2 separate regions of the Homo sapiens genome follow, and region 1 is linked to region 2. Evidence: chromatin contacts called from ENCODE Hi-C or POLR2A ChIA-PET data. All regions are on one chromosome and are shown on one strand. The core of a region is the stretch at or near the end of the contact, and the rest is flanking DNA. Distances in the headings are between cores, read along the strand shown.

Region 1 (4,770 bases), core at 713-3,212, 60 kb after region 2:
TTGATGAAGGCCGCAACGAAGTAGGAAGAAAGTGCAGCAGGTTTTGGCATGTGAGGAGACACTTCAGTGATCCAAAGTACAATGATGTTAGGTCAGGCCGCCAGCTCATATTGCCAAAATTGCAGCTTTGTAGATGATTATTAAGATGGGCCCAAGAAAACAGTATAACATTCAGCATTTCAGCAGAAGTCTTTTCCTATTTCCACAGTCACCTTTTCTTGGAAACAGACACGCACATGGGTGCACATGTAGGGGAAGATGTGATGCAGAGTGACTAAAGTTTCGCCTAGTAATTATAATAATTTTGTTCTTTTAACCACACCTCGAGCAAAGGATCTGTGAGGTGTTTATTTATTTATTTATTTATTTTTTGAGATGGAGTCTTGCTCTGTCGCCCGTTGCTGGAGTGCAACGGCGTGATCTCAGCTCACTGCAACCTCCGCCTCCTGGGTTCAAGCAATTCTCCTGCCTCAGCCTCCCGAGTAGCTGGGATTACAGGCGCCTGCCACCATGCCCGGCTAATTTTTGTATTTTTTAGTAGAGATGGGGTTTCACCATGGTGGTCAGGCTGGTCTCAAACTCCTCACCTCAGGTGATCCACCTGCCTCAGCCTCCCAGAGGGATCTGTGAGTTTTATTGTGTGGGGTTTAGGCAGTCTCTGGCCCCTTAGGAGAGAAAGGAGAAGTAGAGGTCCAGAGTTGCATTCCTCCATTTCACTGATAAAGGAAGGAGGCTACAGAGAGCCTGAGAGTATAGACTGCAAGACCAGACCATACCTTAAAAGAGCCCAGGAAATTCTGTTCCACACCCTGACCAAGCTTAACTCACAGATCCTGTAAGTGCTTTCTGAGGCCCCACAAAGGCTTATCCTGCTCTGTGCTGTGGCTTGCCTCTTCTGAGGCCAGACACATGGCACACTTAAAACACCTTCTGCTACCAGGCAGGGCAGTTGTGTTATCTTGAAACCCACTTTGTTGGGCCTCAGAAAGCACTTACAGGATCTGTGAGTTAAGCTTGGTCAGGGTGTGGAATTCCCTGGCCTTAAATTAAAAGCATTTATTTTAGACCGAATGGTAGATGTTTTAAACTTTAAAAGAAAAAAAAATATGAAGACCTATATACAACTTGAAGAAAACTGAGATACCATTTATGAGATACATCCAAATTATCAGAGAGTAGACTGGTGCGAGGTTCCACGTGAGTGGAAAAAATTTCTCCAACACCGTTACTCACCACCACTGTTACCAACACCATCACCAGCATTACTACTACCATAATTGTTACTATTATAGGCGGTCTTCCATATCCACAAGTGCCACATCCATGGTTTCAACCAACCACTGATGGAAAATATTTGAAAAATAAAAAATAACAATGCAACAATACAAGTAAAAAAATACAGTATAACAACTACTTACATAGCACTTACATTGTATTAGGCATTATAAGTAAACTAGAGATGATTTAAAGTATATGGGAGTATATGGGTCGATTATATGCAAACACTATATTATTTTACATAAGGGACTTGAGCATCGCAGATTTTGGTGTTGGGGAGGTGCTTCCTAGAACCAATTCCCTGTGGATACTGAGGGAAAATTGTACCACCATCATCACCACCACCAACATGCCTCTCCTTCCATTTATCTGCTCCATGTGGTTGGGAAAAGGACCTAGGAAAATAACATTTTGTGGGGAGCTTCTTTTGCACTTAGGGCTACATCTTCCCAGCAGGTTACAGGGTCATGGTGTGGTAGGAATTGGAAAGTGCAGCATCTGTAAACCAATCCACAACCCAAACAATTTTTTCCTATTCTATAATGATGAAAAGTCACTTGCTGAGCTACCATCGAACAGCAGAATAGAAAAGTCTAAGAAAGCAATTAACTAGCAGGGTGAAAATACAAGTCAGAGATGACTGCTGCTGAAACCCCATGGGGAGTAATGAGATAAGAATTCTTAGGACTTAATTCATAACAGAGACAGTCAGAGTGTGGAGGAGTGGATGGGTAGGCAATGACTCATGTTCCCTGCCCAGGGTACAACCTCAAAATAGTGAGACTGATCCTACAGGCATATATGAAAACCAGTCTCAGAACTGCACTCACTAGTCATGGATGATCTTTGTGCTGGTTAATTTCTAAGACTGCTTTTGTAACAGAGTGGTGCCCTGATCACAGCTAGTTTACAATCAGAAGCAGCTGAGGAGGCTGGTTCTTCAACATGTATGATCTTGAGCAAGCTTCCTAATTCTCTGAACCTGTGTCTTCATCTGCAAAATGAGAATAATTCAGTATAAATTAGAAAATGCATAGTTAATTACATAGAATCTTCAAAACATATTGGGAATGATGGTGATAATGTGGACCTTGTTTACTAGCAGAATGCTTGCCTTATCTCTATTCATCTCCTCTACATTCCTAGGAAATAGGTACTATTATTATCTCCATTTTACAAATGAGCAAGGTTACTAAAGCTCAGCAAGGTTAATGTCACATAGCTTGCAGAAAGATTTCTTCTACTATACAACTTGATCTCTTTAACATGTAAACTGTGTAATTTGCAATAGTTTGAAAATCAATGGAAGATGAAAATGATCCAAACCCCAAAAATAAATACATATGGGAAAAGTTACGATCTGGACCAACTGCATTCAAAGGAAATGCAGTTTTATTAGTTTCAAGGACATACAGTAACCAGAAAATGACTAACAAGTGCTGGCAGTTCGGGCCCAGACTTAGTAAATAGATAAAAATGATTAGCATATCTAAGAAGTTCTTGTCTTGCTTTCTATGATGGTTAATACTGACTGTCAACTTGATTGGATCGAAGGATGCAAAGTATTGATCCTAGATGTGTCTGTGAGGGTGTTGCCAAAGGAGATTAACATTTGGCAACAGTCAGTGGGCTGGGGAAGGCAGACCCACCATTAATCTGGTGGGCACAATCTAATCAGCTGCCACTGAATATAAAGCAGGCAGAAAAACGTGAAAATGCAAGACTGGCCTAGCCTTCTAGCCTGCATCTTTCTCCTGTGCTCGATGTTTCCTGCCCTCAAGCATGGGACTCCAAGTTCTTCAGTTTTAAGACTCGGACTGGCTCCCCTTGCTCCTCAAGCTTGCAGACAAGCCTATTGTGGGACTTCGTAATTGTGTAAGTTAATACTTACTAGACTACCCATTATATATATCCTATTAATTCTGTACCTCTAGGGAACCCTGACTAACATACCTTCATTTTGAATAGAGTGTTTTATAAATAAAAGAAAACTGAAGTGTTGGAAAACAAATTATTTTCTCTGGTAAGTAAATGTTTTTCAACTATTACTTAAAATGTTTATTTACTTATTAAGCATTTTTTTTACAGATAGCATAAAAGTACACTTCAATCCCTGCAGAAATAATAAAAAAATTAGAGATTAAAAATATCCAAATTGTTTTATTGTAAATGTTAAAATTTCTAACCAGCTTGTGTTTTAATTCTTTAAAATATAATGTTCTAAATAAATGTAAATTTCTAAAATGTTTTTCAAATCTCAGTTATCCAAACTTCACAAAAAAGATTTATTCTGGTATCAGCTATGTCCTTTGTTATTTTACAGAGTTTTTGAGAAATGCAATTTTTTTTGAAATTAAATACTTAGGTAATTTCTGAGTACTCTTTATAATAGAAAATGGAAAGACAGAGAAGAAAGTGTTCAGACTATAGGCTTTGACAACACTGGTGGTAAGTCTGCCCTCAGTCATGAACCCAAGACTTCCATTCACTTTGGTGTCCCAGACATGGCCCAACTTGGGTGTGGAATCTTTTAGCTATTGCTGTTAATCCATGTAAACTATCTCAGTGAAATGTGTTCTCTTTAAAAGTTAATCAATCATTGCAAAAGAACAATGAGTTTTTTTAAATTAGATATAGTGGGCCCAAACCATGCCAAATATTTTGTGGTTTTCTGGGAATACAGAAAAGGTAGTTATTGGTATTGAAATAAATGCAGATCTCAGTAAGTCCCAGCTGTTGAACATATGATCACTATTTGGGAGAACAAATAGCAATATTTTTTCCATCCCTGGAGTACATTCTGCTCTTGATATGCATGCATAACTACAATAAACAATTAATGGGAGTTACAGAGAAAGGAGACTAAAGGACTACATTTCTTTTCTGTTGCCTAAATGAAACTTCATTTGGTTGATATCTGTCTAGAGTTAGATTTCCATATGATATAAATGCTGCGTTAGTATTTTAATTCCATTTTGATAGGATGTCTTTCTTTAAAAAAGCCAACGAAACATCTGTAATAAATTTTTATTAGGTAGTACTTGTTTTTTATTACATATTTGTGGATATAACTAAATTTAATTCTAAACAAACAAGTACTAAGCACCTGCTTTATGACCAGCACTATAACCTGAGAAGCAAAGGAGAAGCACCAGGCACTGCCCTTGAAGAACATTAAGTTTGAGTAGACAGGTAAAACATGTTTATCCAAAATCACAGATATGTAGAGTTGGAAGGTACCTCAGAGGTAATACAATCTTGAGTTTGCATATTGAAATTCCAACACAGAGTTAACAGAAACAAGTGAAATATCCGAACAAGTTGAGCATCATATCATGTTGGTGTCTACACCTGATGTTAAGGGACAGCTGCTTTCTTTCTCAATGAGCTTTCTGCCACCCCAAAATGTGGGTCTATTCTGATCTTTTTCAGAGTGTATATAATTCCAAGCTTTCCAAAATTTCTCAATTTTTAAACATTGTCAACTAATTT
Region 2 (4,946 bases), core at 2,201-4,700:
GTGTTGCCCACCTTAGAGACTGAACCAATTTACCAGCATTCCCTGAATACGTCTGTCCACCAAAAAAAAAAAAGAAAAAAAAAATAGTATGAGAGGACAATGGTCTCCTAATCAGTCTCTTTGTTCATTTGACTTTATATCCTTGTGGATTTGCTTTAAAAACAGAAAAGTAAATGTAACAGAATGTGATACAATTAGCATAATATTATCATTCAGGTCTCAAAATGCTACACCCTCAGCAAAGCTTCCCGGACCACCTCAACACTCACATCCTCACTCTCTAGGCCATTATCCTTTGTGCTGTCTTAATATTGCTTGCCACTATCAGCAATTACTTTGCTTCTTTGTTGATTTGCTTATTTTTCCCCCTACCAGCCACCCACCACTAGAAGTCTTGGGAAAGCAGGAAGCATTCATATTGTTTGCCCAGCATTTTGAACAGTACCCTGGCACTAATCAACACTCAATAAATGTATATTGAATGAAACGCTGGGTCCAAAGATAATGGTACCAAAAGATGTAAGTTTGCTCTGGAATGATTTTCCAGAGCCCTCCAAGAAAGACACAGGCTTCAGGCTCAGAAGAGTTTCTAATACATTCTGAGTATATTCTACAGGGTTTGGGGGAGGAAAAAGAGGTTCCCATCAATTTCAAGGAAAACAAATGGTGCTGGTAGAAACTATCCAGTCCTTTGATTAGGACCTGAAGAAAAATAAACTGCATTATTCTTGGTTCTGAGCAAACTATGAGTGAAAATGAAATATACATTAATATTTGTAAAGTGGTTTGAAGAACAACATTTTAAAATGAAAAAGCAGAGGTCTTTGACTTTTAGTCTATGAAGCACTGTGTTTTGAGGAAGTTCCGTCAGGCAGTATCTGCAGCAGAGTGATTCACAGAATACAGGTAGTAATAAATGAGTGTTTGTCGAAGGGGTGTTTCTAAATCCTGGAAAGGTTATTCGGCTGGGTCCTGGGTGTGGCTGACAGGTTTAGCTAGGCCTAATTAATTGGATTCAGCCCTGTGGGAAACTTTAGTAATGACTGTTGGTATAAACATTTCACACCACCCATTCACTGGCTTGGCACCAGGAAGACATGAAAATGTCATTTGAGTTTTTTAGACGTTATATATCCTGAAAGATAGAGGAGACTCCATGTGAATTTTCCCGCTGGAAAATATTTCTCAGTTTTGATTAATTAAATACCTGAAGCAGGTTCCTCTTAATTGCCGAAAAATGTGAATTTCTCAGAATAGTGAGAGAGTCTGCTGCTCAGTTTCTTATGTAAAAATTGCATCTAGGCTTTTAGGCATCAGTCCCGTGCCAAGGGGTGGCTTTGGGACTTTAGGCCCACTTTATCACCATTGGGCCCCCTTCCCCAATTCTTTATATGAACAATTGGTGTTTTCTTAAGCTTATATGAAGTGCTACGAAAGCATGGCTTCAAGGTCCAGCTGGCACCCACTTCCATCTGAAATGCTGCTCCTAATCATCCCTATAGAGAAGACACTCCTGGGCATGGTCATCCAGACTTGAAGACAGAGGAGAAAGCAGCCATCCCTGCACTGTCTAAAGACAGCCTCCTTTGTCAGGTTCTTCTGACAAATGAGGTTCTTCTTCTAGTCAGACGTACCACCTCCAGGAAATTTATTCTTAGTAGCCTTTCATAGAGTTTTCTGCTATAATCTCAGTGAGCCCAGCCATCTAAGTGAACTTCTGACTTTGTGGAAGAATGTGGTGGGACTGGGTGATCCTGTGTAGGACAAACCAGCAGCACTTGGTTTAGGAGAACTCCAAGTCTGCCAAGTGGTTTCTTCTCAGGCTCAGGCTCTACAAGTAGAAACTTCCAAATATTAATATTTAACACTTAGCAAAAGGGCCTGATTGTCACACAGGACCCTCACTCTAAGGGCTGTACCAAGTTCTGACCCCTCTAGACCTGGGCACTTGAACAGCTGCCCTCTCCAAAGCTTGGAAGAAAAGACAATGTAGAATTGGGAGTGACCAGAGGCATTTTGGGGTTTGTTTGAATCACCTGATTTCTAAGATATAAGGACCAAAGTTGATCCAAAGGGTTGATACTTTTTCACTTAGTATATTTTCCCTAGCTCTTTTGTAAAATACCCTTCACAGAAAAATGAGCTACACATTTGGATTTAAGAAATGTACAAGACTCTGAAAAGAGGTAATGCTAGAATTCTGCCATAAGTAAGATTCCCCAATATATTTCCATGGAAGTTGTCAAATATCTATCTGCCTGCCTTGGATTTTCTATCCAGAAAATAAGAATTTTCCTACAATTAAGTTTCCTGAAGAAAGAGGAGGAGAGAAACACATACTTCCTAGCATGTGAAATGGGGAGCACTGTTAGATTCCCACTCATATGAACCACCAAGATTGTTTCTGAAACAAAATACCCTCTAATTGAGTTGCCCCTTACAAATGCTCATTTTGCCAAGACTGGCTTAGTCTTCACAATGTCTGCCCTTCAAATGATATCTCATAGCAACCTGTGTGTCGACTCAGTTTTCCAGGGCTGAGGGCACAATGGTAAGGATAGGGCTTTCTCTGTAGTTTCTAAATCTTCTGCATAACTGTTCAGTCCAGGACCTGTGGACAGCCAGCGTGGCTATAGCTATAGCCTAACCCTGAGGCAAAACTGTATTTTAAAACCCAGTGTGGGGTATCAAGTCAGGAGATCTGAGATTTTGTCCTAGCTGAGGGAGTGTGAACAAATCATCTGACCTCTATATATTTGTACTTTGTCTGTGGCATAGAGGCCATTCTATGAATGGCTATAAATAGGCTTGTGACTGACTGTCTCTGAAGAAATCACAGATGATCAGATCTTCTGTGATTTCTTCAGAGACAGTCAGTCACAAGCCTTTTTAAATGTCCTTTCTCACTGAGGTGGGTAAGAGGAGTGCAGGGTTCTCAGGGGTACCAACAAGGCAAGGCCCAGCTGTTATCCCCAGTGGCTAACATAATGTAGTCAAGGTTCATTCATCACTCATCTAGTACTTATTGAGTCCCTACTGACCTGAGCCATGCATGGGTCTAGGCCCTGGGGATAGAGCAGCCAAGAAAACATCATCATTTCCTGCCTTCAAGAAGCTTCATTTGCATATGGCACGAAAGGCTGGCCCACAGTCGTTCTGATACAGAGCTAGAGCCTTTAGAGAGCTAAGGGGCTAGCCCTCAACCAGTGCTTCATTTTTCATATGTATATTAATGTTTTCTCCCTGTCAAGCTTGCAAGATACCCCAAGAGTATGTGTTGTCCAGAGGCAGTAGAGCCACCCAGGGTGGGAGCAGATGAATGTGAGCCTAGCCTCAAGAGTAGCACTTGACCCTGTTGCTGAGACACTTGTTGTGCACCCCTGGACCAGCAGCTCCCACTTTGGCCCATTTCTTTGTTGACAAAGTAGGGATGATGCTATGTGCTTGTCTCCTAGGGATGCCTGTGAATCATTCACCAGTCACTATTGGAAAAGTCCATTTCAGACGTAAGGGCAAGTCAATGAAATGAGCTTTGCAACTTGCCTCCGCACAGCTAACTTGCTGCTAGCCTTTCAGGAGACCCACGTGTAAACACAGGACCGTGTAATTAACCTGATGTCAACACCAGCTGTACAAAGGCACAAGGCTAAGGGGAGTCAGGTGGCCCAGGAGAGAGACAATCAGCAAACTTTGGGAGAGAAAGAGCCCTTTTCTCTGGCTTTTTATTCACATCCCTTTAAGGGAGGAATGACCTACCAAATGTGTGTAAACAGTTTCCGGGACTGGTGAGTTTCATTCACACAGAAAGAACAGAAAGTTACCCTGGAAGGCATTTATTTTCTGAGAGGCCATGGGCAGCCAGCGGCTGTGGGCACTTATCCAGGTTCTTCAGGTGGAAGCCTGAATTGCCCCCAGCAAATAATTTGAGATGGTGGTGTCTGTTGTGCTAAGTAGGGCATGGAAGATGCACTGTGTTTGGTCCTGGCGGCTGCTGACAGAGTTGGGGGAGAGGTGGAATTTAATGGTTAAATTTCTATCCCCCATTTTTCCCAATGTTTTTCTTCACATGGGAAAAACCTAGATATTTTGATGAGATGATTTATAGTGAATAAAGCAACTTGAAAATTGAAGGAGTGAAAGAAAGCCATGTTGTTATTATAGCAACAAAAATTGTAAAAGTGAATTCAACATGAGGCTAAAACATAAAGAGCTTTGAAGAATGTCAGGGCAAGACGTGGCATTGCTAAGGACTTCTTGTTTCCACAGTTTAAAGGAAAACTTTTTAAATCAACTTGTTATCCCTCCTCCCCTCAGAAATAATGTAAAGCTTATCTTAAGAAAGGTAGAGCATCCTAGCAAAGGAGGAAATGTTTTGGGTTTAAGCTAATATAAATTAGGAGCCAGACCTCTTGCTTATCTGTGACTAGTAGCCAACTGTCCACCAACCCTTCCTGCCTTCATTCCTTTTCTTCTTTTTCTTCTTGTCCTTACTCCCTTCTCTCCCCCTCTTCTAATCAGGATTAACAGGTTTTAGTAGTTGAAGTAAAAATGGACACCTTTTTGACCTCTCTGTCCTCTAAGATGTTCAAAGTGCATCACATGCCTAGAGTGACTGAAAAGTAACAAGACAGAGTTCCAGATCTGGCTCTGGGAGATCAGTCCCATCACTTTGTGGTCACAGGGCACTGTTTGGGGGATTATCAGCGTCCAGAGAGGGAGTTGGGCAGGCAGGCAAGTGACCCGGCAGGAATGTGAGTATGTGGCAAGCAGTGCTCTGAGTTAGTTTCACAGTAAGCTGCCCTCATTGCCTTCACTATGGGAAAGCCATCCCTTTAGAGCACCTGGAAGGCACAGGGACATGGCAGAGGGACCAGGTGCTGCACAGCCTTCTCAGGACAAGGTGTCTGGCTGCAAGGTTTCCTGGCAAATTCCACACAGTAAGAACA

What was found. Hi-C counts contacts between places; a loop is a spot of excess contacts on that map. ChIA-PET counts read pairs that join two places held with the same protein, here RNA polymerase II (POLR2A). Pooled maps may share reads with other maps.
Region 1: a loop to region 2 is called in a map of mammary epithelial cell, with 3 times the contacts of the local background. The contact joins two enhancer-like sites. A Hi-C loop is called at or near these places in 1 of 168 maps with a recorded cell type or tissue (mammary epithelial cell) and 4 of 50 pooled maps. POLR2A ChIA-PET finds 5 or more read pairs at or near these places in 2 of 52 experiments (MCF 10A and activated CD4-positive, alpha-beta T cell).

What each region holds. Positions count from the first base shown.
Region 1 is chr3:156,786,374-156,791,143 of GRCh38, forward strand. All of the region lies in intron 1 of LINC00886 (long intergenic non-protein coding RNA 886), which reads right to left. Among named protein-coding and RNA genes, the nearest start is that of LINC00886, 28 kb to the right of the region's middle. RefSeq lists an enhancer at 1,982-2,051. Within about 2 kb of position 1,963, at least 5 of the 41 ENCODE cell types and tissues checked have a DNase peak (open chromatin) inside an H3K27ac peak, as active enhancers do; they include mammary epithelial cell, where a contact is called at or near this core.
Region 2 is chr3:156,724,926-156,729,871 of GRCh38, forward strand. No RefSeq gene overlaps it. Among named protein-coding and RNA genes, the nearest start is that of TIPARP-AS1, 52 kb to the left of the region's middle. Within about 2 kb of position 3,451, at least 3 of the 41 ENCODE cell types and tissues checked have a DNase peak (open chromatin) inside an H3K27ac peak, as active enhancers do; they include mammary epithelial cell, where a contact is called at or near this core.